2 separate regions of the Mus musculus genome follow, and region 1 is linked to region 2. Evidence: chromatin loops called from intact Hi-C (ENCODE). Cell type or tissue: heart. All regions are shown on one strand. Each heading gives the region's core, and the rest is flanking DNA. Links, peaks and the distances in the headings are about the cores only.

Evidence for each region. Peaks named below come from ENCODE experiments on the same cell type or tissue, not always from the same donor. Only the 100,000 strongest peaks of a DNase experiment are listed, where the experiment ranks them.
Region 1: a loop joins it to region 2, with 2.1 times the contacts of the local background. A loop is called at or near these places in 7 of 42 quality-filtered maps.

The regions. Positions count from the first base shown.
Region 1 is chr11:61,017,949-61,033,906 of GRCm38, reverse strand. Kcnj12 (potassium inwardly-rectifying channel, subfamily J, member 12) reads right to left here and starts at 11,343. Exons shown (of 2, transcript NM_001267593.1): 1 at 11,057-11,343. In heart, for the core only: no CTCF peak of the experiment used is centred there; DNase peaks (open chromatin) are centred at 5,546, 8,106 and 11,606; H3K4me3 peaks cover 2,063 bases; H3K27ac peaks cover 4,731 bases; H3K27me3 peaks cover 4,136 bases.
Region 2 is chr11:60,971,098-60,987,055 of GRCm38, reverse strand. It overlaps Gm35681 (a long non-coding RNA gene), which reads right to left and starts at 8,047. Exons shown (of 3, transcript XR_879910.1): 1 at 7,841-8,047. In heart, for the core only: CTCF peaks have their summits at 10,082 and 10,634 (motif pointing right); a DNase peak (open chromatin) is centred at 9,705; H3K27ac peaks cover 199 bases.

The DNA.
Region 1 (15,958 bases), core at 4,942-12,941, 47 kb before region 2:
TTTTAAAAAGTTGAAATGAATCTTGGCTTGAGATCAGAGCAGAATTTTCAATCATTCCTGAAATGACCCTAAATATACTTGTGCCATTTTGTACCCTGTATTTATGCATGAAGGCATTCTCACCACTGACATTTATAAAATCAAAATATCTATCAACTCTGAAAAATGTTGTAGATACTCCATGACCTAGAGTCTCCAACATTCAGCTAGGATTTAATTATTTATGTAAAATCAAGTATGTCCATCTCATTAGTATGTAAATTTGCTTTAATCTTTATTAAATGATGAAACTACACATATTCAAAAGAGTTGCTTAAAATAAATTTCTTCATGATTTACAACTAATAAGTGCTTAGCCCATCTGGTATACCTCTATACCAGGATCACATGAAAATGTCTTGGGTAAAAGTAACCCCAGGTGGGAAAGGTTGAAGAAGCCCTGCCCACCCCATGGCATCCCAGGGCGTCATAAATCTATAAACAAATTCTTGAAAAGCCTGCTGTGCCCGTCTTCCATAACCAGAGTCTAGGAGCACAGCTGTTAAGGCCAATTGGCTCCCAGAATGTGGAGCATTTGAAGAAGTCAGTGACAGCCCTGTGAAAGTAGTTATCGGAGGTACTCTGAGAAACTCGGAAATGCCTTGACCTCAACCATGGCCCTGCCCCAGGATCCCAGCCCAAAAGGGCCCAAGAAATGATCTTTCTGACCTCCAACCTGATCCAGAGCAAGGACGAAGCTGACTGGACCGGCCCACATTCAGAAGTTGGAACCACAGGGGGATGAAAAGCTTCTGATCACACAGGCTGAGTATGATGCCTGGCAGTGTCTCCTCTCTCTGAAGCCTCAGTTTCTCTGCCTATGAAATGGTCCCCTACCCTCTAGAATTTTAAAACAGCTCTAAGGTGTGGCCAAGCACTTCTCTGGAACTATCAATGTGACAGGGAGATTTTGCCCTATTTTTCAGAGTACAGAATTGAGGCTTGGAGAGATGCCGCTGCTAGCTTCCAGTCACACAGAAAGGGGACAGCCCCCACTTAAATCTGGGCCAGTACAGCTTATGGTGCTTGTGGCCAGTTCTACTACTTCCAGCCAAGCGGGATGTCTAACGTCCTGGGAGAAGACCTCGGGCCAGGCACCTCCCACCAGCCCACAGCTCTCTTCAGGCTTCTCTTCAGACACGGAGACCTCTCTTCATGGCTTTTGGATGTTGACTGACATCTGGATTGACCATCTGCCTCCCCAGCCTCATCCCTAGCCTGTCTAGGACACTGAACTTAATGCGATAATCAAATGAGATAACATCTGGAAGCATTGAACGCACAGGGCCCTGCACCAGCAGCTCTAGTAACAGTCATTTCATGGTTCTATTTAGATGCCAACTCTCAGGGAGAGGTCATACCACTTCTCAAGAAACACTGGCGCCATGTGCATGCTAAAGTCCCCCCAAATATCCTGAAAATAGCCTGGAAAGACCAAGACACTGACATCATCAATTCAGCACATCCCCCCCCCCCCACACACACACACATGCCTGGTGGCAGGCAAGCAAATGTTTGGGCCACAAGTCCAGTGACAATGGGCTTTGGAGAAAACCAGGTGCTATGAGTATCAATCTTGGGCGCTGGGCACACAGAACGAAGGAGGCAGGCTGGTCACTGCACAGCCTCACTGCACCTTGGCTTTGGAATCTGCAAAGGAGTATCAGCTCCCTGTCCTTTGAGTCAGCTGCGATGACCCAGAAGGACAAGAAGAGAGACACAGTGGCAGGAATTAACCATCTGACTTATTGACCAACCAGTGGGATAGGATGAAGATCCAAGAACACCCTCCCCAAAGAGCTAACTCTCAGCATGAGCCACAGGAAGATGCCAGCCTGGATGATGTCTAAACCAAGGGAAAGGAAAGCCCTTGCTGTCAAAAGTTGTGTTGTCAAATAAAGCATCAAGTGGCTGTGGCGTGCACAAGCTCTGCTGAGGTGGCCCCTCAATAGTGTGACACCAGGAGGGCTCTCAAAATCACAAAGAATCATTCCCTTCGACCTAGCTGAGTCATTACCAGAACCTGCTATTTAGAGGGCACAGTGACAGCCAGGGCTGGATGGAGACCTAGAAAGTTAATACATCAGAATGAGGAAGTTAACTAAGCATAAATTCAGTCTCTTGCCTGAAATACCAGGCAAATCTCAAAACCATCTTGCCACAGAAAGTAATATTTCAGGGCTGGAGAGATAGCTCAGCAGTTAGGAGCACTGGCTGCTCTTCCAAAGGACTCAGATTCAATTCCCAGCACCCACATGGAAGCTTACAGCTGTCTGTGGCTCCAGATTCAGAGGGTCTGACACTCTCACACAGACATACATGCAGGCAAAATACCAGTGCACATAAAATTAAAAATTAAAAAAAATTGTACACGGGGCCCACCCTTCCATGTGCCCAGGCTATGTATGAATTCAGATTGCTCAAAACCACTCCAGAAAGAGAGGACCACTCCTATCTCTGTGCTCCCAAAAGGAGACTGGACAGAGCGGCAGAGCCATCTGCCAAAGACTCATACATGGGAAATAGCAAAAACCAAAACAGAACCCTAACGCCATGTGTTTCCAAAGGATACTGCCCCAAAGCACATCTTTTCTTTCCTTGTAAATGGTGGTGGCGGCGGCTGTGGTGTGTGCATGCACGTGTGTACCGGGGCACACTTGTAGAGGACAAAGGACAAGTTTCAGTCACCACTTTGTTCTTCCATCTTTAAATGGGTTCTGGGGGGGTGGGGCTTACATGGTGAGTGCCTTTTGGGCTGGTCCATCTTATTAACCTGGTTTTTTGTGTTTTAAGATTTTACTTTTCTGGTGTTGGAGGTATAGATCAATGGCAAGAGGACTTGTCTACCATGCATGAGGCCCTAGATTCCATCCCTAACTAAGAAGAGAGAGAGAGAGAGAGAGAGAGGAGAGAGAGAAATTCTAATAAAAGAAAATTCCATATCATAAAACTTAGCTTGCACAAAGTTATTAAAAATAATCTATTCGTGTTCAGACTCTGTATATAAGTTATAGTTGAAATAAAAAACACACGTGGATTTCATGTGCAGGCTTGGGTCCCCTCCCCAAGACATCTTATCACACATATTCTAAAACCTGAAAGACACTTCTGAAATTCAATGCAGGTTGAAGCCCAGCATTCAGGTCACACCATATCAACCCCCAACACGGCAGCACTAGGACCCATTTGGGGCTTGTGCTGCCTACTGCTCACTTCTACCTTCTCCTGGGCCTCACCCCTGACCCAGACAGAAGAGAAGGTATGTGGACATGGTTGCCTTCATTGCTCTAGGGTTTCTATTTTGTAGAGGCAGACTCTGGGGCACAGGTTCATGCAAAGGTTCCCAGTACTCCCGATCACCACCACTCCCCTGTTCCCTAAATCTAGTCCCTATCAACCTCTACCTATTTAGGGTGTTTTGGCCCAGCTGCAGCTAGGCCGAAGACCAGTAGGAGGCAAATGGGTCAGGAGAGGACAGAACCTGGTAGTGTGGGTCTGAGCATTTGCTACAAGGTTAAGCTCAGGACCCCAACTGGTTACGGCTGAGATGCCTAGGCCCAGTCCAGCTCACATTCAGTAAAGCAAAGAGAGGGGATGGTGGGTATGTTCTGTCATGTGAGCTGGGGGCCTGGGCCACTGTGGAATTACCACAAGGGCTCCTGGGGAAAACACCCAGTGGTCCTCAGGTTTCCTAGGGCCCAGGGAAAGTCCTGGCTGCTTTGACCAAACAGGTGTTGCCGACAGCTTGAGACTCAGCAGGTGAGGTGTTGGCATGGCCAAACCTCCGGCTGCAAAATGGAGGGGGTGTCAGAGGAGAGGAAGCCGCCCTACCCTGCCCTGACCACAGAGCCAAGTACAAAGGGCAGGAAATGATGATGTCTTGAGAAAAGGGAAGCATTGGTGCCCATTTCACAAGAGGGAATACTGAGGCTTGGCACATAAGAACATTCGTGATCATTATCACCTCCCCCTGGAATCAGGGCATCACACAATATCTAAACAGCATCTTCCTTCACATCAAACTAGGATTCGGGAATGTCAGGTGACATTCCCTCACATAAGCATGTGAGGGGCAACCCAGAGGCAGGGTTGATAGTAGCAGCAGCCTTCCCCCAGGCAGAGGACTAACCATGTCTGAAGACCATGAAGGACCCAGTGGCCCTTCCTCTAGAAGGTCAAGAAAAAAGCAGTCAGTGAAGCAGGGACTTCCCCACTTTAAGAAAAATGGGTGGGCACTTCCCCCTTCAGATCCAAGCAAGACTTGCTCTGTCCTGAGGGAGTTAGCCAGCCCTAGGTTCCACAGCATTGACAGATTAGACCACATGGAAGCTAGGGGGTTAAATGGGAGGGAGCTGAGCTCTTGGAGGAGATTAAAACACACAGCCCCCAGGTACCCCTACACTCTTTGAACCTGAATTCTGGGAATGACAGGGTCTAAACTCCCTGGGGTCTTAGGAAGGATCTAGAACCTCTCTTGGGGTTAAGCTGTTCCAATTCTGCAATTCCAGGTTCCCTGCCTCAGACTGGTAAAACTTCACAAAGAACCCATGATGTGTGAACTCAATGGCTCTGCAAGTTCAAAGGCTCCAACGACTGGGATCCGCAGACTCGGTGACTCAGCCCTCATCTCGGAGACAGGAATGGAGCCCTGGGCTCAGTGGGCACTGGGCACCACATGGCCAGGATCCTGAAGCAGGGAACCAAGGGATGCATGGGTGGGGGGAGGGGAGAGGAATGGAGAGAACAGCTACACTTACAAAGCGCTGAGAAAGACAGTCACACAGAGAACAAGGAGCATGGGGGGGGGGGGGTGCGGGGAGTGCAGAACTGAGAAGGGACTCATTTTCTACTCTTACTATTTAATTGTACCATGCAACATTCCCATAATTAAAGACTGTAATAATTAACAAAGGAATATGACCAAGTCCATGACTCCTTCTCTGCTTGTCTATTTTATCTTCCCCAAGCCTAAGAGATATCAGCCCCATGGGGCACCCCACAAGGGAGGGCTTGTGTGCATCCATGGCCCCAGCCTCTCAGCACAGGGCATAGCACGTGCGTTCGCCCAAAGCTATTTGTTGAAAGTATAAATGATGCTAAAATTTGACATCCTCGGGGCCTGCGTCATAGCACTTGACAAGTCAAGACCTCTAGGATTCTCGGAGAAGGGAAAGGATGGAAGAGAAGAAAAAGAAATGCCCAGAGCTGGACCAGACACTAGTACAAAGGAGGAGTCACCTCCAGGTGACCAGGTCACCCTGATCTTGCCCCAGCCCTCCCAGGTCAATTTCTACCAAGTTGAAATGGAACCTCCCCCTCCTGCTGGAGACTCTAGAGCCTCAGGGGCCAACAATGCCTCTGCCTTCCATGTGACCTCACCAGGCCAGGCCATGCCCCCGCAGGCTTCCACATCCTCTCACAGGCCTGAGTGGAAGGCTGGCCTTGGCCTGGAACCAGAAGCCCAGAGGCAGAGGTCGGGGCAGGGGGGTGGTGCGGCGGCTGCCACCCAGAACGCCAGCTGCTGGCAGTGATTTATTTTTGCTTTAAGTGCTGAAGAATTGCAGGGCTGGAGCAGCCAGCTTAGGGGGGCCTGAGCTGCAGCTGGAAGGAGGAGGATGTAAGCAGGGGTGAGGGCATGCCTCTGGCCTGGGCCCCATGGCTTCTCTAGGCCTCTCTACTGCCCTCTCAGATTCGCTGGCCCATATAGCCCAGCACCCCAGCTTCCATTCACCCCACCCCCACCCCATCACCAAGTCTCCACACAGCTCAAAAGAGGGCAGAGGACAGAGATATCAAACTCACTTCTAAAGGGCTATGAGACCCTTCTCTGGCCTCAGGGGACCCACTCCCACAAGGTCATGTCACCCCCACCAGAAAGGAGAATTGCCCAAGGCTCCGGTTCAACCTTGACTTGGTCCCTCCTTTGTCTCCAGGTGAGCCTCAGAAGACAAGACCCCAAGCCCCTTCTACCCAGTCACCAGAAGCCATGGAGATATCCAGGAAAAAAGAGGAAGGCCACACAGTGACCACAAGAAAATGTCATGTTTTTCTTCACCACAGGGGACAAGCCTAAGTTGTTGGCTGCAAATCTGAAGAACTAGAACATGTGTAAAACATGGAGGTCATGTTCAAGGGACTGGAATGGGAGAGTAAGAAGCACAGCCCAAACTCCAGTGGCCAGTGAGAGTCGGGTGCCCCATGCCACCTCTCAAGGCCAGGCGGAATTAGGAAAGCAGGTAGCAAAACCCACCGCCTAGGAGAATGGCAAGGGGCCAAAAGTAACCTCGGCTGGCCTCCGTGTGCTCACACTTACAATAAGACTCACTACTCCTGTGCAGCTGGGGTGGGGCTATCCTGAGCTGGGGACAGCCAGGCTCAAACAGGAGACAGTGTGAACAGAAAAGCTCCAGCCAGACTGGTCCAGACTGGTCCAGACTCTACTCTTTCTGCTCAGCTGCAAGCTGTCAGGGCAAGGGTTCAAAGCACAGCCCTGGCCCCCAGGCCAACACAGGAACTGCACTGGCACCTCCGGAGACTCTGCAGCCTCACCTACAGATGCGCACAGTTGCCACCAGGACAAGATGAGCACAGCCTGGCAGGCAGCAGACAGCTGAGACTGCACACCCACCCACTGTATGTACTGAGCACCTGCTGTCCGCTGCCTATTGCCATTGGCCCGATGGGCACAGCTGTGGGCTTATAGCCCAAGACAATGAAGAAAATAGAAAATGAAAACACTAGGGGCAGATGGCACTGGGTTCTATGGTGAGAAAACAGTGGTACAGAGGGGAAGGGGCATAGCTTTGCTGCCATGAGGAATTGTGGGGACGGGCTACAGGAAAGAAGTGGCATTGGGCAGCATGTGAGTGTGGAAAGGAAAGGGTCATGTGCAGACCTGGGAAGGAGTGGTCCAGATGAGGGAATGGCGCAGGCATAGGCCCTGATGGAGCCCAGGCCTGCCATGTTGAAATCATGGCAAAGAGGGCCAGAAAAGAAGCAGAAGCAAGTGCACACAGTGAGAGAGGCCAGATCGGAACCACTGAAATGCTGCCACCCAGAGCCAGTCAAGCACACAGTAGGTATCTGAGCCACAATGGTCTGCCACTCCATACCTTTTACTGTTTATCCTCTAACCATCTCCAAGTCCGAGTTCTTCCAAGAAATGGGGCCACAGGTAAGGAATAGAGGGGACCCTTCAGCTGCCCAAAGCTTGTAGGGGACATTAGGGGGCTTCCAAGCCAGACCCACAAGGCCACACCCACCCTCAAGAAACAGCTGATACCCAGCAAGAGCAAAGCTGCTCCTGGGGCAGCTGAGAAAGGCACCCATCCCCATGCCTGCTGGCCAGGCCCACGAAGCCGTATTTGGTACTATAGGCCTGAAGGCTAACGAGGGTGCGGGGCCAGGATCTCTGAGGTCCCCACAGACTCACACTGCCTCTGTTGTTGTCACCTCAGCAGTCAAGGAGGAACACGAGAGCTTTAGGACATCTCTGTGGGTGAGAATGGGCACAGGGAACAGCTCAGAGTAGGAGGCCAGCATTTGAGGCCACCTCCACGGAAGGCCACCTCTCCCTAGCCAGTTTACCTTGCAGCTAAAGGGTGACTGGGCTACACTGTGATCTCCAAGGCTTGGGCACCAGAAGTCCACATGGACTTCTCCATCATGGGGTCCCCTCTGGAGACTCCCAGTCTTGCCAAGCCTACAATACCCCTTATAGGCGTGTTTAAAGGCTCTCTTCCCCTTCTCCATCCTGGGTGTCCCAGGGCTTCCAGGCTTCAGTCCCAGCAACTGAAGGAGCACCTATGTGTTTCTTGCCCCACCAACCTCTCAAACACCCCCATTTGCAACTCAAACCAAATCTTCCCTACACAGTGAAACTGACTTACGGTTCCTTACTGTTTCTGTATGCGGGACACTCCAGAGCTCACACCCACTACAGCTCTGGCCACATCACAAGACGGCTGCCACTGAAGCCGCAGGGAACATTTATGGAACACTAACCTCATGCCAGGCTTCATCAGGTCCCAAAGAAGTAACTTCCTGGGAGATAGGGAGGCAGGCAGGCCCTAGGGCTTAGTGGAAACTTCCCCGAGGGTAGATAACTGCCCTCAGTAAATGTGTCTGTGAGCAACGGAAAGGTGCAGCCTGTCCCTGGGAGGGCCCTAGGCTCTGGGTCAGAAGCACACAGGCTACCACAGAAGCTCCAACACCTCCTGGCCTCTGTTCCCATCCATATAGTGGAGAGAATACGAGCCTCTGCACTGGCAGGCCATTAACAAATTAAATTAGCTGGCCCAGCTCTGGGCCCTCAACTCCTTCCTGGGGCCAGTACCTCTGGAAAAGCCCCTTTGTCACCACAGCTCCTCTGAAGCATCAGCAGCCATGCCTGAACCCAGTCCCAGACAGCTCTCTTCGTTCTTGCTTTATCTACCGTTTTTCCCTGCTGTCTGCCCCCTTACCCTCTGCTCCCCAGCAACCCTCCGGAGACGTAGGCTTAGCTTCCCCCTCCTGCTGCCCATGAGCTGCCCCCTTGTCTGCCTCTCGTCAGTGTCAGTCCCTGGCAGGACTCCAATGACAGTCCACAGGGAGGGGTAACTGTGCCCATGTTTCACTCACAGCACAGCCCTGGACACAGCCCAGCCACCAGGCCCAGCTGCATCTGTTGCAGGAAGGGTCTTGCCCAGAGCAGGAGTTAGGATCAGGGAATTGAGACCGACTATTGAGCAAAGCTCACAGTATACTAGCAGACCCTGCCCGGGGGCTGGCAAGGACCACAGAGATGGCTGAGACTGATGACGCAGTCACTTCCACAATAGCTTTGTGCCAAAGCCTTTGGGTGCCATGACTGGTCATACCAACTATGGCTCCAGGCACCGGAGGCCTGGCTGAGCCAGAGGAAACTGTCTGCCGGCTGTACTAGCCCCAGTGTCGCAGAGCCTAGAGGTGCCACTGTGGCCAGTGTTGTTACTGTTATTGCTGCCATGTTAGTTCACTGCTAGAGAGCCACTCAGTACTGCCCAGTCCTGCCTAGGGCAGAGCAGAGAGAAACACAGGAGTCTGCATAAAAAGCCTTCTGATTCGGGGAAAATGAGGCAAACCTTCTGTTTTGACCTAACATGTTGCATGGCTCTGGAAGCACCTGCCGCGGATACCTCTCCCAACACAGCACAGCCTCCTAAACCTCCCTCCACTAGACACACATCTACAGGGGACCTTGCCTAGAGAGCTCAGTGATAGAGGACAAATCCATCACGCCATTGTGCCCACCCAACCCAAGACAGATGGGAACAATTAGGGCTTGAAGTACACAAATGTCAGTCCTGTGTGAACACTGTATTTACAAGGCACTTTCTGTCCGCATATAGCAGTATCTCAATGGAGAAGATGGTCCAGCAGCACCAGCTCTACCTACCTTGTCCCTAAGGATGTCTGAGCCTCCCCCACCCCCCATCCCCGTTCCCACAATGCTGAGGCTGGTCTGGTGGGCCATATGCCCACAGCCATGCATTTATTCTCACGAGTGGCTCAGCCTATCCAGGGTCACCTGCTATGACAAAGACCCTTGTGTCTCCTGACCAATTGGAGGGACCCCTTGAACACAACTGATGATTTCAGAAGAACTGAGAAGTCTCTTTGGGGTTCCCCTACAGACCCTAAAGGGATGCAGAGGAAGGAATATTCAAGGAGAAGCCTGGTACTCAGATCCGCCTCCCCTCCCTGGCCCTCTCCTGTTCATGGGCAGATTTTGGTAAAGGGGTCCCAAATCAGGCACCTGGTGCAGTGCCAGGCTGGAGTGAGTCTAGTCAGGTGGGACAGCAGCCAGGGCGGGCTTTTGCTTATCTCTCAAAGAGTGTGTAAAGGCTGGGAGCCTAAGCCTTGTGGGTTTCCACCTTGGAGGAGGCGGCAGCTGATTTCTGTGAGCATGTGGGCACCTAGGCAATCCAGAGAGCTGAAGCCTCTAACCAGTGCTCAGGAGGTGGATGCCAAGGCCAGGAAGTCCCTAGATCATTACTGCCAGCTTTGGGCTTGGGTACAGGTAGTAAGGAAGAAACTAGAAAGGACCAAAGACAGTATCACACTCTGGGAATGGCCAGAGGGGCAGCCCCAATCCCACCAGGTCTATCAGTAGGGCGGCAGAACCTCCTAGAACTGGAGGCCTTCACCAAAGGACAATTTCTTGTGAGCTCTAAGGTAGTCATAGGACATGTGCACAAATTAAGGCAGGTACGGGTGTCCGGGTGTTGGGTGTCTAGGGCCTCAGCTCTCCCGCTCTCCCCCAAAGCTCTTCATAGGCTCGCCACCCCAGCTGCCTCTTCCAAAGGGTGCAGTTCCCCCACAGGACACCAGAATAGACTTGTGCGTCTAGGAGAGACTCTGCACTGAGCCCCTTTTGGGGTTTCTCAAGACCAAATTTAAGAAGCAAAAGGTGCCCTGGACTTGCAGGCTAGATGGATGGTTAAGAACCACCTCCAGACTATTTTGACTCCATTACAGCACAGGCGACGGGAAAGAAATGTCTCCAAAGATCCCAGGTCTTAGCCGGGAGCATTCTCAGGTCGCTAGCCAAACCTGTGCACTCACTCTGTACCCCATCTTGATCACAGGTCTCTCGGGTAAGGTCACGCCTAGGACCTATGCCGCGCGCAAAAGTGGCTCCGCCCGCTGCTTTACGAGCCCCCTCAATCCAGCCGGCCGAGGGGAATCAAGAGCTCCTCAAAGTTTCCGAGAGCCGCCCCTCCCGCCCCCGCAACACATATATACACCCCTGGAAAGACGTTAGCCCGGAGCAAAGTTCCCTGGTGGCTGTAGCCCGAAACATGGCAGGGGAAGAAAAGCTCTCTGTCAGCATTTCATCTGGTGGTTCACCACGGGAAAGGAGAAAAAGGAACGGAGGGAGCTCTTCTGCCTCACCTTCCCTGTTGCTGCACCACCCCTCGTTCACCCGGGGCGGGAAGCTGTCTGCGGGGAACTGGGGCCGAGCGGGTGGGCCGTGCGCCCGCGGCCGCGCTCTTACCTCGGTCAGTGGCCGGGGCGCGGCGCGTCCCGCGTCCTCCAAGCTCCGCGCGGCCGTTCCCGGTCCCGGCCGCCGCTGCGCTGGCTGCATTGCCACCGTTGCCGCCGCCGCCTCAGCGCAGCCCCTGGGAGCGCTCCACGCCGAGGGGCGCGTCGCTCCCGGGCGCTGGGTGCCACCAGCCAGCCATAGGTCGGGGGCGCACGCCCAGACGGCGCCCCCAGCCACTCGGCGCTCGCTCCGGGCTCGCCGCTGGCTTCTGTCGCTCAGTCCCGCGACAAGAAGCGCCGACCCACCCCCTCCCCCGCCGCAGTTATCTGATCCCGGGCAGGGCCGGGCGCGCTCCCCTGAGCCGGGTGTGGGTGTCCTGCACCTCCCAACGGGCTTCGATCGTACAGGGCACCCTCCCCCGGCGACCGTTCTCAGGGAGGCGGTGGCAGCGCAGTCGCGGCGTGGCCGGGGGAAGACGGGGAACGAGGAATGGAGGGCGAGGAGGCGGCGGGAGGCAGAAGCTCTGCGCGCACCCAGCTCCGCGCCCCGCTGCCACAGTAGCCCTTCTCGGTAACTCCTCCAACTCTCCGCCAAAAGCACGCCCGCCCTGCGCCGCGGCGCCGCTGATCCCGCCCACCACCGCCCTGGCCTGGCCCGGTGGCCCCTCTTGGCCCCAGCTGCCCCCCACACGCACCAGCCACTTGCGCACTGGAGCGCGCGCGCGCGAACACATACGCGCGCACGCGCGTGGCACACACACACCCATACACACACATCTTCCTGGGGACACGCGCACACACAGGTGCATGGCGAGCATATAATAAATACTCAGACTACAGGCAGGCAAGGGAATCTGGACGGGCTGCACACAGCAGGATAGCAAGCTCAGGCGACACCTGCACGAGATGCATGTGATGAGGAGCGCGGTGGCTAAGGTGCACAGGTGCAGTCATAGTCACATATGCACATACGGGGTGGGATCAGTCAACACATCCACACAGGCTCGCTTCTGAGCTCACGCGTTCTTTCCCCTTACACACCAAAGCACAGGGTTACAGGCACACCCCATCCTCTTTAAACACCATATCGCTTCTTCCCATCATGTGTTGTATTTAGCTTTCATCTCTTGCTTTTTCTGTGCTCCTCCTTCTGGCCTTTCTGCTGATTTGATTCCATGTGACTCCCCTCCCCTTGCCCACTCTTGTCTGGAAGGCACCCCTGGTACTCTCCTCTCCCAGTCTCCTGGAGCCTATTGTCTGGGCCTCGCCTCCTGCAGAGCCTGGACCTTTCAGCCTAGCAGACAGATCAGCCTAGCTGGCCTCAGGGAAATCCCATTTTATCATAGAGCTGACCCCCAGCTCAACCCTAACACTGAAGAACCAGGTCAAGAAGGCTGGTCTGCAGGCAGAACACAAGCTTCACAAAACTCCCCAGCCCCCTGGTCTCCAGCCTCTCTGTAATGTGAAATATAATTATGCATTTGAATAGCAGAGACACTCGATGCAGGATCCTAGCCAAGAAGCGCAGCTTTCTGGCCACCCAGATGCCCAGGCTCTGGAAGCTTCTTCAGCGCTCTGCAAAACCCACCATCCCACCTCCAGGAGCCGACTCCTCATCCAGACCCCAGAGTCCCCAGAAAACTCTCCCACTTTGGGTTATGCTTACCCTAACTCAACTGAGCAACCCTGAGCGCCAGGTACAACAGCACTGGGTCTCTGGATTCCCTGTGATCACATGGACATCATGAGGTTCCCTGAGTTATGGCACTGGGGTGAGGGTTAAAAGAGATGAGCGCATGTACAGTTCTTAGCTGAGGAAGGGGCTGAGTCAAACGGCTGGTGGGTCTTGGGTGTTCAAGCAATCTGTGCTGGCCTCTGTGCCAAGGACTTAGCTAGAGTTACTCTGCTGCCATTACGATCCTCTGGGAGGCCATATGATCTATGGACCCACTTTACAGATAAAGACATTGAGGCTCATCAAGGAATAGTTGCTTATCTAGTTTCACAGTGGTAGGGAGAGGTGTCTCAGAACCAAGTGTGTCCTTCAGATGGCCATGCCTTCCTGTCTAGTCACTGTTAGGGGCTGCAATAGAGAGAAAACGGGTAACCCCAGGGACTCTATTCCCAGGTCCCCAGGCCCCCAGGCCTGCCTTGGACAGGCACATGATGTCCTGATGTCTACCTTCTCCTGAATGAACAAGGAGAAAAATGGCTCAGATGTCCCTGGTCCACTCTACCCAGCCCTGGTGTCCAGAACACAGAAGCCAAAGGCAGGAGTAAGGAAAAAATCCCCCCCCCACAGTCTCTACCCTCTCTGGGAGAGCAAATTCAGGTTGCATTCGGGGGCCTCCACCAGACATCCTAAAGAGCTCACAGCATGCTGGTAGACAAGAAAACGGACAAAACATTACAGGGCTCCACTAGGTCTAGGATCTTAGGCTGATCCTATAATGAGTTCAAGGGTGGAGCATACATCCGCATATACAGCCACACTCGGCTGCTTTTCTGAGCAAGGATCTCAGAGGCCTGCGTAAAGCCAGGGTAGGGTTTTTCCCCCTACCCTTTCATCAGCCACATTTCACAGATAGAACCAGCATCTTGTCCAAGGTCACCTAACAAAAAAGACCCACCAGAGAAACCACCCCAACTCCCATAAGCACTCAAGAGCTCTGCACTCTAGACTTCCCATCCCACCCTCCAGCTTACAAGCAGGGACCAGCTTCATTTCTTAACCAAAATCTCATCTCTTTTTGGGACATCGTGAGTCTTCTACCAGGCTCATGGTCATAACCTTCCTATGGAGAGCAAACCCATGCTCAAGATACAGTGACAGAGGTCAGAGGACAGCCATACAGGAGACTCTCTCTAAGCAGGGCTCCAGGTGTGGACAGGGTGGGTCATACCATCCCTATCTCAGGAAAAGACATCCTGCCTCCCTCCAGAGCTGAGGGAGGGAATTTTCTAGAATGTGCCCAGCCTCAACACAACTGCTCCCAGCATAGGACCCAAGGACACACTTCTCACTGAAGTCCCACATCCTTCTCTGCAAAGCATGGGTGGCCACAAGGACAGAAAAGCAATTCCTGCCTTGCACGGCACAGAGATAAGTTGTCCTGTGCATGCATGCATACATCCCCAGGGGCCTGTGTGGCTGTCCCTCAATCTGAGAGAATCCTCCTGGACAAGGCTATAACTGGGACCCTGTCCATCCTCTCAGCCGAACGCCTGTGCCTGTGTGCCCTTAGAGTCTCAGGCTGGGGCAGCCAGAGGAAGCCATCAGCTTATTTGGAAACCCTTCCTTGACATAAGGACAGCAAGAACAGCAAAGCCATCCAGAGAAATGCCTGAAGGCTTCGGGATGCTGTCTCCTGAGAAGCAGTCTGAAGCGACGGCCTCTCTGCCCAGCAGCTGGCCACCTTTCTGACAACCAATTCCTATGGAAACCAAGAGGTCCTTCCTCAGTGTCTTTGTTGGCCTGGCAGCACCTGACGCTCCTTAAGAACACCTTCTCCAAGGATAGGATTTCTTCTGCCTCGCCTAGATGTTGGCCTAGCCTCTGCCCTCCACTTGTTCCATTCTCCCTTCCAGGAATACTGGCTGCCACCAGCCCAACCCTGTCCAGGCAGGAGTGTTGCTTCCCCCACAGCTTTTCCTTCAGGACATCTCAGGATACCCCAGGGAAAGACCACTCCTAGGCCATCCCTACCTCCCCTTTCTTGCTTTGCCTTTCCCCCCAGGAGTCTGGCATCTTGGTCACCTCCCTGATTGTCACACCAATTCCATGAGACCAGAGACAGGTCCTTGTGTGCAGACCAGGGCAGGCACCATGGGCATGAGGGTTCGTCTCCAGAACAAGCGTGATGAGGACGGTGGAGAATTCCTCCCAGGAACAGTTCTTCTGTTCAGCTCAGTGCTCATGGACACATTTAAATCATCTGCATGGTCATGGGACTGTGTGTGTGTGTGTGTGTGCGCGTGACCATCTGGGAAACAAGCCTAGCCTCCTACTCCAGTGCTCATCCTGCCCCTGATCAATACCCCATCTAAGGAGTCAGAAAGAACGGTGCCCATGGGCATCAGGATAAGCATTTGTGGTAGGAACCATGGGCGGGAAGTCAAGAGACACAAGGGGGCATTCTGCCTGAGCCCTGTCCACAGTCTAGGCAATCAGTCAAGTGGAAAGAAACCTGTCACTCAGGCTGTGAGCCACAGAGTAGAGCCCAGGCCCAAGAGCTGTGCCCTTAAACTGGCCTCTCTCTTCAGCACCATTTGTCCCAAGATATACACTGCTGACAAGGATAATGGGGATGGTTATAATGGCCTGTGCCAGCTGTGTATCTGCCAGGCATCACATGATAGAGTTAAATGCCCACCAACCTTCACTGGAAGTGAGAGGCAGGTAGATCCCACCCCAGTTAGACAGGTAGAAACCAAGCAAGAATAGGGTCCTTGTCTCCAGGAGAGCCATAGGGAAATCTTACATGTCATCACATACACACATGCCCTTCCCCTGCCCAGGTAACCGTGGACTTCTGATTAAGCCAAAAGCATTGATTTGAGGCACAAACTCCAGGAACCATTAGCACGCAGAGAATAGGACAGCAAGTTCACAGTCCCTCCCTCCCACCTGTCCGGAAGCAGACATCGATCAGCCAGCAAAGCCAGCAGCTGACTGCTTCCCTGTGCATGGCTAGGCCCTACTCCTGCTCCTCTAGAGCTGTGATGGTGAGGAGCAGCTGCTAACATCCAGGACACGGCAGTTAGGGACCAGGCTGAAGGCCGGGGCTTTCTGCCATGCTCTGGTCAAACTCATAGGCAACCAGAGACAGGGTTTTCCTGTTCAGGCTGTGAAACTTCTAAGACACATCACCATCTAAGTACAGCCTGGATTTAGGACCGTTCTCTGAGATCCTTC
Region 2 (15,958 bases), core at 5,226-13,225:
ACAGAGTAGGGCTGGAGACACCTTGTATGGAAATACAGATACTCTGAGAAGCTAACACTGGAGGCTACTAGGGTAGCACAAAAGGTTTACGTCCTTTCCTATACATGGGTTTTCTGTAAGAGTTCTAGTAAAAAATGTAGTTTGATGGCTTGGAGGATAGGAAGAACACTTGCTTCCTGTCATGAAAGGCTTTGACTGGATTCCAGGGCGAGGAGTTCTCTGTCTCATGCACCCAAGAGTTTTCCTTTTATGGGTCCTCAAGAAGACATATCTGACAAGTTATTTCTCCACCAGTAAAATGAGCCAAGTAGAGTATAAAGATTAAAGTATATAGACAGAGTTTTTGGGTTTTTTTAGGAGGGAGAAGTGGCTCTCAGGTGGGTGCTCTGGTCACAAAGACCAAGGCCAGGGAAGTCACCATGGGGAGGGAGACAGAGGGGAGGGAGAAGAGAAAGAGAAAAAACACACACACACAAAGAGAGGGAGGGAACAAGAAACGAGAGACCAAAATGTCTGGATTGTATAGAAAAAAATCCTTCGGAGGAGGGGAAGCCCAGCCCCTGTGCTGGAGCGTTCAGGGTAGAGGGTGAGGTATACCAGATAGGGATTGAGGGATGCTGGGAGAACCTGGAGGCAAGGTCCACTTTGGTATGTTAAATATGTATCTCAGCTGTTTGTCCCAGGTCTGAATCCCAACAATACCAGTGAGTCAGCTGAACATTTTTGAGTGCATATAGTTGTTCAGAAAGCAATAGAAAGGTTGACTACTGACTGAGAAATCATGATCCCTGATGGGCGGGGAAGTAAAACCACAGGCAAGCTACATGTCTACAACAATGGTAAAGGGCTGCTTAGTCACCCAGGTGACATGGCCAGTGGTATCCTTCCTGTTGTCTGGGGATTCAGAGGTTCAGGGGTGGTGAGGCAAGCTGACTGTGTTGGTTAGTTTTATGTCAAATTACACAAGCTAGAATCATTTAGGAAGAGAGAACTGTAATTGAACAAAATCTCTACTAGATTGGCCTGGGACAAACATGAGGAGTACTTTTTTTTTTTTTAAACTAATGATTTATGTGGTAGGGCCCAGACTACTGTGGGTTGTGCCAACCTTGAACGGGTGGTCATGAGTTACATAAGAAAAAGCTTGAGTAAGCCATGAAGAGCAATCCAGTAAGAAACATCCCTCAATGGGCTTTGCTTCCGTTCCTGTCTCCAGGTTCCTGCCTTGAGTTCCTGACCTGATTTCCCTCAGTGATAAGGGTGTGACCCAGGAGTTCTAAGATGAGAGAAACCTGTTCCTTCCCAAGTTGCTTTTGGTCATGGTGTTTTAACACGTCAACAGAAACTTAACTAAAGAGATGTTGTGGGAACTTAGAAGATGAGACTGACAGCAGTGCAGACAGAGGAGGCCTACCTTGTGATGTTTCAGAGGGAAGCAAAGATTGTTTCAGGGCCGCTTACACGATATTTGGAACTAAGAACCGTCAAGGCAAAACCTTTGTTTTTTTCGGGGACAATGGATTCTGTTCAGCTAGAGCTGTGATCTGTGATTAGCAAGAGGTAGCATCGAGGCAAGATTTTTCTGGGAACTATTTCCTCAGGATCAGCACACAGAAGCTATGGTCCAGAGAGGGCCAGGGCTATATATACCCCATGCTAGCAGCCAAACTTGATCATGTGTCACAGCCTCCCAGGCAGTCCTGGGTTTGGAGGCATGAAGAGGTCATGGGGAGCAGCTGAGCCTTGGGGCCAGGAGAAACCAGGAGCCACCATCGCCATCGGAGGAAGTGCAGCCCAGTCAGAAGTTTCAGGACTGAAGGGGTCATGGTGAGAGGTTAAGCTTGCTACAATATGACAGTCAGCGTCCCTGAAGAAAGCCCAGGAGAGGCTCTGGGAAGGTACAGCCCAGTTGCAGCCGAGGCCCCAGCATTTTAGAGATGCCAGCACCATGGGATGACAGCCAAGCACAGCAGTGGCTGCGGAACGGAGCCAGCCCGATCCTGAGACAGCCTGTGTTGTGCTGGGTATGGCAGAGCAGGAGAAAGGGGGCTGTCTCAGGCCTTTGGAACCCTGAGGGGTGTGGGCGGGTCCCAGAGTCGGACACTGCGCTTTACACTGGTGGGCTTCGGTTTTGATCTGACTAAATTATAATTGCTCCCTGGTTCTTCCCTCCTGGGGTAGAAAGGGTGTGACTTATTTCGATTTTTACAAGAACCCAAAGTTGAGAGACTTTGAATTTTTAAAGAAACTCAAGAGTTTCAGAGAGATTTTAGGATTTTAGAAAGATTTAGGATTTTTTGTTGTTGTTGTTTTGTTTTGTTTTTTATTTTGTTTGGGGGGGTTGGTTTGGTTTTGGGTTTGTTTTTTGTTTGTTTGTTTGTTTGTTTGTTTGTTTGTTTGTTTGTTTTTGTAGCCCTGGCTGTCCTGTAGACTGACATGCCTCTGCCTTCCTAGTGTTGGGATTAAAGACGTAAACCACCACCACTGGTTGACTTTGGATATTTTTAAAAGGCTGAATTTTTTATTATTTTTTAAAGATTTATTCATTATTATATCTAAATACACTGTAGCTGTCTTCAGACACACCAGAAGAGGGCATCAGATCTCATTACGAATGGTTGTGAGTCACCATGTGGTTGCTGGGATTTGAACTCAGGACCTTCGGAAGAGCAGTCAGTGCTCTTTAACCATTGAGCCATCTCTCCAGCCCAAAAGGCTGAATTTTTAAAATATTTGAATTTTTAAAGACTGTAGGACTTTTTGAAGTTAGAATATTTTATATTGTGCTAGTGATATTAATATAAGATCTTTGGGACAAACAAAAACGGGAAGTTTATGGTTTAATAGTGATGTGTTTATATGTCAAGTTCACATAAGCTAGAATCATTTGGGAAGAGGGAACTACAATTGAGAATATCCCCCACCAGACTGACCCCCAGAAGAGCCTGTATGGTATTTTCTTGATAATGACTGCTGTGGTGGGGCCAGACCACTCTGGGTGGTGCCAGTAGCAGGCAGGTAGTTCTAAATTGCATAAGAAAGCAGTCTGAGCAAGCCACAGGGAGCAAGCCAGTAAGCAGCTCCCCTCCATGGCATCAGCTTCAGAGCCTGCGTCCAGGTTCCTGCTTAGAGTTCCTGCTCTGACTTATGTCAGTAATGAAAAGTGACCTAAACGCTGTAAGATGAAAACAATAAAAACAAGAAAAGTTTCCTCCCCAAGTTGCTTTTGGTCATGATTCGTATCATAGCTATAGCAAACTTAACTAAGACACCCATCTAGATATCAACTGCAGAAGTTGATGGGGAGCTGTGAGCTATATACCCCACTAAGGGATTTAGGTAGGTAGGTAGGTAGATAGATAGATAGCTAGATAGGTAGATAGATAGATAGATAGATAGATAGATAGATAGATAGATAGATAGATAGATAGATAGATAGATGATATTATAGTACATAGGCATATATAAGTATATATAGGCATATATAGTCATATACATAGGCATATATAATCAGCAAAGTCTACCTAGGATTGTTTTCTTCCCAGATCTCCTAGGAAAACTAGTTTCCAGAAAAATGAGCTGTGTACCACCTGTGGCTTGACACGCCTAGGCAGAGGTGGGAGGTGGGCGGGTGTCCCCACTGAAGATACACAGCTTCAGTCAAAAACCCAGGACTCAAGGGCCTGACAGATCTGGGGCTCAGTTTCTACTTGACTGTGACCCACTAGACCAGGTCATTCACCATGATCCTGACCTTACCATCTGTCCCTGTGGGCTCAAGGCCTTGGCTGGAACTTTAGGTAATACAGGGGGCTAACAAGTAGGGAGAAGTATACAGAGGATGCAGCCCTGGGGTAGACACACCCAGGGCCAGGGAGCATGGTGGAGGTAGGGAGTAGTAGGGTCCCTGAGGATTGTTGCAAGGCTTCAACCAGAAAGAAAACCGGCCCTCATAGCAATGGGACTATGACCCACAACTGAATTTGCATGTCTCTCTGCTTAGGAGAATTGAAGCAAGTATTCAGAGAAAATTCGGGCCCCAGCTTTGGCAACAGTGCCATGCACAGCAGCCAAAAGACAAAAGCAAGCTCCTCCTATCCAAGATGAGGCACGAGGAGAATATCATGTCTGTCTGCAGGACAGAGTCATTCAGCCTTGGAAAGGAGTGAGCAGTGTGCTCACCACAAAAAATAAATAAATAAATAAATAAATAAATAAATAAATAAAAAAAAATAAAAATAAAAATAAATCGACAAGTGTGTGTGGTCACGCAGTGTCACTCAGCTGGAAGCAGTGGTTGCACAATGCATACATATTTCAAAACAGCACACTGAAGCCAGGTGTGGTGGCACACACCCACAATCCCAACACTCAGGAGGTAGAGGCAGGAGGGAAGTGAGTCTTAGGCCAATTTCTGCTATACAAGTCTGAGGCTAGCCTGGGCTACGTGAGACCCTGTCTCAAAACAGAGACCAATGACAACAAAGTTAATCAATTAATTAAAAAGTAATAAGGGCTCAAAACCAGATTAGGCAGAACACCAAGTGACAAGTGAGAGGCCCATCTCCAGTCCTGTCAAGATAAAGGAGGGGAAGGACAAGGAAGGGGACGATGACCCACCGGGATCATGACAGCGACAGCAGTCTAATAGTGAAGCAATCCAACCCCCCTCCACACCCACTCTCTTTCACACGCTCATTCACTCTCACATACACCCTCACATGGAGAACCAACCTCCAGGGTGGGGGTGGGGGGCCGCGTGCCATGCGCTGGGGGCGGTTTCAGCCTTGCCAGCCACACTTTATAAATTTTGCATCATCTTGGCTATGAATAGCTCCTTCTGCAGCAAGGCAGACAGATCAAAGGGAGAAGAAGGGCCCGAGGAATGCTGGGGGAGGGTCAGGATGTACACTGAATCCCTAAAGAAGCTTTAGAGCCTGAGGGAAGGTGGGTGGTGTGGTAGGGTTGAAGGAGGGGGGGGATGATATCCCTTCCCACCCCACAAGGTGCACTTCCAAGACCAAGGTGAGGTTCCACAGGAGTTCCCAGTAGGAACCTGGAAAACCTGTATGCTTCCAAGATCATGGAATAGGGAGCCTGGAGTGGCACCTGAGTTGGCCTGAGGCCCGGATATCTGGTCAAGTAGAGGCTATTTTCAGATGAGCACCATGAGTCCCTCGGCCAGTCAAAGGGAATGCATGATGGGGCTCGGGTGAACTGACAGGGAGGCGTAACAGGAAGTGAGGTCCAGTGAGGTACAGGTCAGAGGTTAGGGAGGTCCCCAAAAGGCTGATGCGCTCATGACCACTTTCATAGCATCTGTGGCTAGGAGACCTGGGTTCAAATCCTAGCTCTGTCCTTTCTTAGCTGTTTGGCTTTTGGCCAAATCCATGACCTCTCTGTACCTCAGTTTCCCCAATATTGGCTTAGGAGTAAGTAATAAAAACCCTGGAGCTGGGTGGTCGCCCAGTGCAGTTCCTGGCCCCCAGCTGATGTCTACCGGAGGCATCGCCTCCCCCCAGGCCACTTTGCCACCCCACCTGACACAAGAAAAAGCTGGTCCTGCTCCAGGCCACATGAGCACACATTATCCCATGCCACCAGTGTTGTGGCTTGCCCATAAGAGCCAAGGAAGCCACTGGCAAACAGCCCTTCCCACCCAAGGGGAACCCAGTTTTTGAAGCTTACAGACTACCTCTGCCTGGCCACCCATCTATTTATACCACCATCTCATGTCCCCAGCTCAGGGTCTCTGGCCACTCCCAACCATCTGTCTCACTGGACTGTCATAAGCATAAATGTTCCCAGCCACCTGGGTTGGTGACACCTTTACTTTGTCTAAGCGCCTGCCCACACTAGGAGCTGCTCTACTACATCTGCTCTCTGAACAGCTCCTCTGAGGGAAAGGCCATTACCATCCCCAGGGCTCCTGTGGGCTGACGGAAGGGAGGCAAGGCACAGGCCTCAACCACGCAACGGGTGATGTCAGCCATGGCTCTTACGTGCAAGTGCTGGGAGAGAGGGTAAGTCCCTCCTGTTCCCTGGACCTTAGTTTCCTAAGCAATATCAGACCTAGGGTGCAGAGATCCCATAGCAAGACCTATAGAGTCCAACCCCAGCCTTTTGCTTGCTGGCTGGAGAGATGAGTACCCAGCCCAGCATGCACTTGTCTTCCTGCCTCCCAGACCTGGAGCCTGAGAGCTGAGCTTAACACTCAGTAAGGGCTTGGGAGGTAAGACAGAGCAGGGTTTCTACAGCTAGGGACAGATGAGAAACCCAGCCCCTCCAAGGGACCAGTGAGCACCCACCTGACATTCTTTTTTGGCTTCCTGGGGCTCTACCTAGGAAACTTCCTCCAAAATAAGACATGCCCTCCTTGAGGAGAAAAGGGAAAATAGATGAACAAACCCAGGAAAGCTGGCCTTACAGAGTCACAAGGGCCCCATCAGAAAAGCAGGTGCTAGGTGAGCAGACTCCCTCACCCACAGAGCTGCTTGGGGGAAGGGGTGGTGGGGGCGGAGGGGGTAGGGCTTGGGGGACTGGGGGTGGGGAGGAACGGGATACCACTCTAGCCTGCCAAGTTTCCTGGGAGTTCTCAGGAGGGATGGGCCTTTCAACCCCTTACTCATACTCCTGTTAGTGACCCCAATAAACCTCTGATTCACCAGGTGGGATCTGAGTGACATCGCTGTTTTGGCCTGTTATCCATGTCCTGTGTGGGGTGAGCACACATTTACTCTTATCTCCCCCAAATCAGGCAAGATCGGATTACCACCATCACCATCACCCCCACCCCAAATGTCTTCTCTCTTCTGCTGGCCAGGTCAGAGGGAACCTCAGAGATGCATGTTTCTGAGATTGTTCCCTCAGAAGGGAAAGATGGCTGCACTGTCACTCGGAGCCCATTTCCCAGGCTGGCTCTGGTACTTGGGATGTTTTTGGCATGTTTGTCTTCAGAGTTCTGCTACAGCCACTTCCTGCCACTGAAACTTACAAGCTATGTGACTCTGGGCACATGGCTTAGCTTCACTGTTCCTGTTTCCCCAGCTCCAAGACAGCAGCTGACAGCCGCTGGCATGGTGCCGTGGCCTCACGTCCCAGCCCCCCAAATCTGGTCAACTTGGTGTGTGTGAGCAGGACCTCTCACTGATGTTAGGGCCCCTCCAAAGCCACATTCATTTTTCTTTGCTTTATTACAGAGTCTCCTTATGTAGCTTAGGCTGCCCAGGAACTGGCGATTCTGCCTCAGCCTACAATGTTGGGATGTCAGGTATGGGTTTCCAGGGTTTGCACCTTGACTCATTGTGCAAACTTAGACAGACCACCTCACCTTTCTCTGCCTCAGTTTCTCACCTTCAAGACAGGCTCAATGCATATCTAACCCTAGACTCTCATCATGAAAATTAAGGGATGGAAATTAAGAAAAAAGCCCAATCACCAGTCCTGGTCCTCTTGTTGCTGACACTGTCATTTGTCCCCAGCCCTGTACCTCCATCTGGGGCAGGCCACAGGCACTCGGCTCAGATGGGAACTCTCCATTCCAGACACATTAAATACTTCTCTATGGCTGTGATTAAACACCACGACCAAGACAACTTAGAGAAGGAAGAGCTCATCTGGGTTTGGAATTCCAGAGAGATACAGGTCCATAATGGCAGAGAGGCAACACACGTGTCAGGCAGAACAAACAATCAGAGATCGCGTCTTCAGGCACAAACACAAAGAAGAAAGAGCAAACTGGAAGTGGAGCAAAGCTATGATGGCTTCCCTCAGTGATGTAACTCCTCTAGCAAGGCTGCCCCTCCCATAACCCGCCCCCCCCCCCAACAGTACCACCTACTGGGTGCCAAGTGTTCAAATACTGAGCCGATGGGGGGTATTTCTCATTCAAGTCACCACGGAGCTGACGAGTGCCTCATCCCACTGCAGCTGGCATGCAACAAACACATCAGATAGGAAAGCAAGGCTGGCAGACCACAAGCGCTCAGCCATACCCCTGGCCAGGAGAGTCTGGCAGCAGGATCCTGCTCCTGCCCTTAGGTCTGGGCTAAAGTCTTGGATGTGATGTCTAGAGAATTTTTTTCTCATGTGTTGAAGGCTTTGATCAGGACAAGCCTACCTGCCCACACATTTCAGTGTGGGAACCTGAGGTCACAGCTCACTCGGGAATGGCTCACACTTGAGAGTCAAGCCCAGGTGGCCCGGGACAGCTGCAAAAAACCAAACACAGCTGAGTTCTAATTCCAAATCCACCTCAGACACACAATTGCACCTACTCTGTGACATGGCTGTTAGGAACAGAGCTAACAGACCACACAAGGGACCAAGGGTTCAATGAGAGACAGCCCCTGTTGCCCACAGCCACTGGCATTTATAAAGGCATGTTGAAATGTGTTTCCCATCCACACTGCACATTATGAACTTTCTGTCTGATAGATCAAACCCCTCACTGACTTCAGACACCTTGGAAGACCTGTGTCTGACCACCTACCTGTTTCTTCCATCAAACCTTCCAGGCACAGACACTATGGCTCTGGTGTTCTCTGTGGTGCCAATAGAATGAACAGAAGGCCTGACACATCAGAAGATCTTAGATCATGAGTATCAGTGGGAAGGATGGCAGCGTTCACCACGGATAAACTGCAATATGGCTGCTGTCTTAATTAGGATTTTATTGCTGTGAACAGACACCATGACCAAGGCAACTCTTGTAAGGACAATATTTAAGTGGGGCTGGCTTACAGTTTCAGATTTGGTCCATTATCATCAAGGTGGGAACGTGGCAGCGTCCAGGCAGAAATGGCACTGGAGTTGCTGAGAGTTCCACCTCTTATTCCAACGGCTACTAGGAGGAAACTGGCTTCCAGGCAGCTGGGATGAGGGTCTTAAATCCCACACTCACAATGACACGCTTCCTCCAACAAGGCCACACCTACTCCAACAACCACACATCCCCATTCTGCAAGTTAGTAAGTTGTTTTAATTGGGGGCAAAGCCATCTGGAATATGAAGAGAAGTATGAAGCTAGGACCGGGGCTGATTAACACACTCTGCCAGCGCTTTGGGTTACACCATCAAAAACACTATTAGGGGGCTGGAGAGGTCGCTCAGAAGTTAAGAATGCTTGCTGCTCCTGCTAGAGTTTTGTTCCCAGCACCCACAGCCACCTATAACTACTGTTATAGGAGATCCTACCTTCTGCTTTCATAGGCACCTGCACACTTCTGATGTACATATCTACACTCAGGCACACACATCCATGTACACACACACACACACACACATAGCTCATGTGTGACATATTGTAGAGATGCTCAGGCCAAAGGCACCTTCTAATGGCTCCTAGCCTCTTGCACTAGATGCTTAATGCGCAAAGTATCACCTTGGCCCCAGAGAGAGGAAGGAAGAGCCACCAACTTTTCCATACTACAGGAGGGTGGCTTCTGCCTTGCCTGTCCAGCTGCTCAGTAAGGCAGCTGTATTCCTACCCCAAGGGTGGAAGGGGTTGGTGAGCCAGAGGAGAAGGAAGCCAGATCCTCAGTCCTAGATTCCCACCCAGCTGCAGGGGACTGTGCAGGGACAGAGCAAACTTCTCCAACATGAGTCAAAGGTGACTTTGTCAATGCAGCCTGTTCTAGTGTTGCTTAGATAGGGCCTCAGGGGGTGTGGCTCAGTGGCCTTCAGTGGCAAGGCTCTGGGAACCAACCAAGCACTGCAAAAGACAACACAGCACAAGCCAGCAAAGCCAAGAGTGAGCTAAGCAGAGAAACGCTGCCATCGGGATTCCCACAGTCACACCTCAGCCTGGCTGTGGTGGAGCTGGCCAGGACAGTGACCAAGCATGGCCGAAGCCCACCCCACAGCCATGTGGTCACCTAGAAGGCAACTCAGTCCTTGAGTTCCTAGCCCCAGAGGCAGAGAGGACTAGGTGAACTCGTGCTTATAGCTCTTAGCTGCATTCAGCAAGTCTTGTAAGGAAGACATTTAAAAGGAATCAAAAGGGATCAGGAAGGTCAGAAATCTAGGACAAAGACGAGGGTGGGAACAGGGAGCACCCCTGCAGCGTCGAGTTTCCTTCCAGGGACAGAGAGTTCAGCAGTTCAAGCACTTGGAACCTTAAACCCTGCAAACTCTGCCAGTGGGCGGCAGTATCTCAAGCTAAAGGTTGGATTAAGGGCGTGGCCTCCCACCTGCTGCTCCACACAGACCGCCTTTGGCTTTACTGAGAAGGCAGAGAAATCAAAGCAGGGGGCGGGATGCTGGGTGTGTGTGTGTGTGTGTGTGTGTGTGTGTGTGTGTGTGTGTGTGTGTGTGTGTGTGTGTGTGTATGTGTGTGTGTGATGCATTTACTGCAAACAGCAACCCTGGAGGAGAGGAGGCCTCAGGTTCTACCGGAAGTGTAGATCCCATGCCCTGGCTTATGATGACTTGAAACTTAAAGTGGGATTAAATTAGACCATCACCCTTCTAAGAAACAAGATACCAGCTGGGGAAAGTAGGAAATCTTTCTCTCCATAGGGAAAGATGGAAAAACAAAATGGAAAGAAAGAATCTCTCCTTGAACCCACACAGAGGTTCTGGGAGACACCGCCAGTAGGTGGCTTCCTCCCCAAAGCAGCACAGCAGGCCTCTGGGAGATTCATGGGGTGGCCAGATTGTGCCTGGAGAGGGCGTCCCAAATGGCTCAGGATTTGGAGTATCTAGACAGGTTCTATTGGAAGTGATTCCAGTGCCTCTCTGGTCCCAACCCATTGTATTACTGGGCTACCTAGAAAGGACAGAGGCCTATTAGGCCAGAAGGCTGTGGGCAGGGAGCCCACAGGTGAGGCTGTCGCAAAAGGCTGGCAGAAACAGGTTTGAAGAGAGAGAAAGAGAGAGAGAGAGAGAGAGAGAGAGAGAGAGAGAGAGAGAGAGCTAGGTCATATGTAAGCAAAACAAGCGATTTTGAGGAAATGGGAGAGCCAGCATTAGTGAGAAGGGAGTGAAAGAAGGGAGAGATGGCGTTAGCTGTTTGTCTATCTCTCCTGCACCTCCCAGCCTTCCTGCTGGAGAGGCATGGTCATGTGACTTAATTCAGTAAACACTCCAGGCTAGGACAGTTGAGGGGTCAGACACTGCCTCCCTCCACTATCTCGAAGGGTCACTGTGGAAACCCTTTGAGTCACAAGAGGGAAGTGAGGGTCAACATGTGGGTAAGGCCTCAGACAGTCAGTTACAACAGGGTAAGACTGGTCCAACAATCATCAAAACTGTGGGCTTTGTTATTACAAAGTTTCTGAGCATACCCGCTGGAACACACACATACAATTGGAGCCCCACTAACCGTGTCACTTTATAACTGACTTTAAAACTGTTTAAAACATAGCTTAGCTGGGTTTTTGGTTTGGTTTGGTTGTTTTTTGGTAGTGATAGGGATTGAACCCAAGGACTCTTGCACATGAGGTGAGTGCTCTAGCTGTACCCCTATCAAGAAGACCCCACAGGGATTTGAATGGACAGTTGAAGCTGTGGGAACATCACCCCAGTCATGACATAGAGCACTTCCTGCACCCTGAAGGCACCTTCTGACCATTTGCACGTGATCCCTACCCACTGGCAAACTTGACTTGTGTCCTGTATGGTTTGCCTTTTTCAAAAATGTCATGTGTGAGGGATTTCATAGCAGGACCACAGTTCTCTGCGAAGAGCTTCATCGCACCCCTTGGGAGACAGGTGCGGAGGCCCCTCCTTTTCAGTGCTGAGTGCTATTTCCACAGCACAGCATACCAGTGTGCTCACCACTCACTCAGCAGCTGCTGGTGCTTCGGCTGTTTCCTGTTTGCTTATGTAAATAAAACCCACAGGCAACATTTAGCCCCGAGTTCACACGGCCCCACGCTTTTATTTCTACTGGGTTAAGGGCTGCGATTACGTTTTCTGGTTGTGCGATATATGCATATGTGCCTAGCCAAGAGACCATCAGAATGCTTGTCAAAGCAGCTGCACCATGCTGCCCTCCAGCACGCAATCTACCAGAGCACTGTCTGCTTTTTTTTTTTTTTTTTTTTTCATATGAAACTAAATTCCAACCCGTCCCCAGACCAGTCTCTGGAGAACAATTCAGGCACTTTGATGCTTGGAGCTGTCCCCTGCTGCTTAACATTTAGGTCACTTCCATTTTTTTCCTGATTACAGACGTGACTGTGAAGGGTGTCTTGTATATGAATTTTAGTGCACAACTCTGGTTGTTTCCTAAAAGTGGGATTCCTTGGTGAAAGAATGACTTGTTTATGCGCCTTCTTCAATGAGCCAGCACACATTGGAGAGGAGATGGGGGAGATTTCCATCAGTCTGATTTGTGTTTTCCCTTGCTTTCTTTCTAGTTTTTATGTAGCGCTCTCTGCTCTACTTAAGACACATTTTATCCAGGAGCACATTCGGCTGTGTTACCATCCAACTTGTCAACCTGCGCACAGTGGCTTCTGTCTCTACTGTTATGCATCTCTACCCAGAGGCTATCAAAACAGTCAGGTTTTTACAAAGGTCTCAATCTTCATAGTTAGCACTTTACATATTTATATTTAACTGTAAAATACATGAGACAGCACAAGGATATGGCATATGCATAAGTTTAACAGAAAACAGCAAGAAGGGGGGAGAAAGGAGGAAGGGAGGGAAGGAGGAAGGAAGGAAAGGAGGAAGAAGGAAGGAAGGGAGAAAGAGAGAAAGAGAGAAAGAAAGAAAGAAAGAAAGAAAGAAAGAAAGAAAGAAAGAAAGAAAGAAAGAAAGAAAAGAAAGAGAGAGAGAGAGAGAAAGGGGAAAACACTCTCAAAAATCTTTGTGGAGTAAAGGAACCACAGAGGACATGATATTGGCAGCATCCTCTGCCTGCAGAATGTAAAAGGAAGTAGAAATGACCCATCTGGCGTTTAAAGAGGGAACTTTTGAGGGTAAGGTGGGAAGAAAGTTGAGGGTCGACTCAGGGCTTCAATGGGACACTATTTCTTTAGGCAAGAGGTGGACCTCTGGGGTTCATCTTGGAGTTAGGTTTAAATAGATATTCATTTCATACACTCTTTTGGATATCCATACTGTGTGTGGCGTATAAAGACTGAGTTAGGATAAAATATACATGACAGTTGGCCCCTTGTCTTAACTGTTGTGAACATGTGGTGCTGTGGTCCTGGATGTAGTCACAATGCTGTGTGGCCATCCCTGCCTTCATCTCTAGAGCTCCCTCCTTATACTGAAACTCTGGGCTTATTGAACCCATCTCCCAAAAGCTCCTCCTCCAGTCCAAGCTCCACCCTTCTCCTTTCTGTCTCCATGAGTCTGATTCCTTCGTGGGTCTCTATGAGTGGAATTTGATTGCATTTGTTTGCATGGTTGGCTTGGGTCAGAATTTCCATTCTTTTTAAAGATAAGTAACATCTCATTGACTGTATCAATCATATCTTATCTTTTTGTTGGTCGATTAACTCCACTAGAATTTTAGAGAATTTTTTTAAAATTAGCTTCTTGATTTCCTATATGACTCTTTAAAACCAGGAAGATATGTGGTGGGTGGTGTGCGGCAGGGGTCAGCAATCTACTTTGTGAGAACTTTATCTCATTGCATAAGTTTTTGTTTTTGTTTTAAACCTATTTTGGGGAGGGCAGGGTAGGAATGCTAAAATAAGATGTATAGTTCTCAAATATTAATTAAGCAACTGTTCCTTGCCTGGTACATCTCTAGGACTTGGGTGCAGTTCTACAAAGGAGAATAAGGACCCTCCTTACTCTGCCACAGACTGGTGCCAAGGCTGAAGAGACTGGGAAAATTGTGTGCCAAAGGAGGGAGTTGCCACTCCAGCTTTCTGGGGTGTTCTTAGAGTAGGCCTTCTGGAGGTCTTCTTGGTTTTGAGACCTTACAAGGATAAAACCTGGGCAGGGTGAGTGGGACCACTGAGTGGGAGCACTAAAAGCAGAAGCATGCATCATTATTTAGATGGTATTTATCCCCATCCACCCACATATCATTCATCTATTAGAGGCTTGGTCCTCAGTGTGGTTATATTGGGAGATGGTACCTTGAAAAAATAGGCTGTTGATTGTTGATGGAGCTGTAGGAAACTGTAGTTCTCGAGACCTGGGTAGATTTGTGAGAGTCTGGGTATAAAGGATCAGGTTGACCCTTCCCACTCTGGCTTCTAGACATCTGCCATATGACAGCTAAGGGACCCTCACCAGGCTCAAGCAGGTATTGATGCCATACTCTTTTTTTTTTTTTTAAGATTTATTTATTATATGTAAGTACATTGTAGCTGTCCTCAGACACTCCAGAAGAGTGTATCAGATTTCCTTATGGATGGTTGTGAGCCACCATGTGGTTGTTGGGATTTGAACTCGGGACCTTCGGAAGAGTAGTCGGCGCTCTTAATCACTGAGCCATCTCGCCAGGCCGATGCCAGATGGCATACTCTTGAACCTCTAAAGCTGTTAGCTAAATAACCTTTCTTGTATGTATCACCCACATGTTATGTTGTAGCAATGGAAAATAGCTACATTTACTCTAGGATTGTCCGCTGTTTCATAGTTTACTAGTCAAAAGTGTTCAGTTGCAGGTAACATAATCTCTCAACCACACTGCTATGATCATAAAGACATTTAATTACCTCACATCAAGAAAAGCTTAGTCAGCCCTCAGGAGACAGAGGCAGGCTGATCTCTGAGTTCAAGGTCATCCTGACCCACATACAGAGCTCCGTGCTAGCCAAAGCTATATAGGGAGACCTTGTGTGGTGGATAGTTTTATGTCAACATAAAGTCATCTGCCAGGGGGGAACCTCAATTAAGAAAGTGTAGGGTTCCCAGTGGGGTCAAAGATCCTACAGCACTGGGTTCTATAAGAAAGCAAGGGTGGGTATGGGGGACCTTTGGGATAGCATTGAAAATGTAAACGAGGAAAATACCTAATTAAAAAAAAAAAAAAAAGAAAGCAAGCCATGAAGCGCAGTCCAGTAAGCAGCACCCCTCTATGACCTCTGCATCAGTTCCTGCCTCCAGGTTCCTGCTCTGACTTCCTTTGATTCTGAACAATGATATGGAAACATAAAATAAACCATCTTCTCCAAGTTGCTTTAGTCATGGTATTTCATCCCAGCTATAGTAACCCTAAGGACACCATGTCTCAGAAAAAGGAAGGAAGGGAGAAAAGGAGGGAAGAAACTGATCCAAAACATCCCATAGAAAGGTGATAACCAATAAGACATTCAATGATGGGCTGGTGAGATGGCTTAGCGGGTAAGAGCAATGACTGCTCTTCTGAAGGTCCTGAGTTCAAATCCCAGCAACCACATGGTGGTTCACAACCATCTGTAATGAGATCTGATGCCTTCTTCTGGTGTATCTAAAGACAGCTACAGTGTACTTATATATAATAATAAATAAATCTTAAAAAAAAGAGAAATTCAATGATACCACCAAGTTAGGGAAAGACCACATCACAAATCAGGAAAAGCGGCCCAATCAGATTCATCTCCACCCCCATTCCACAGCAGAAAACCCAGGGTATGGGGGTGCGGGTGCAGCGTCTTCTGTAAAGAGACCAAGTAAGAGGTGGGGACGCTAGAACCCAGGCAAAGTGCCAAAAAAGGGCAGACCTCCACAATACATATTTATAAAATGTAAACATTGAAAACAAATGGGTTTGTGCACCCCAGTTTTGCCAGCACAAAAAAGAACCCTTCCAAGGGATTTCGATGCTCCATAGTCTGGCATCTCCGCTGTCATACACCCTAACATTGAAAAGAAGTTCAGATGTCCAGCAAGATGGCTTACTGCATAAAGCTTTCTGCCAAGCTTGATGACAAGGAAGGAGAAAACAACTCACGGAAGGTATCCTCTGACCTCCACACACAAGTGCACACTCACTGCCCCTCCAGAACCAACTGACTTAACTAATTAATACAGTAATGAAAAGAAACAGGAAAAATCATGC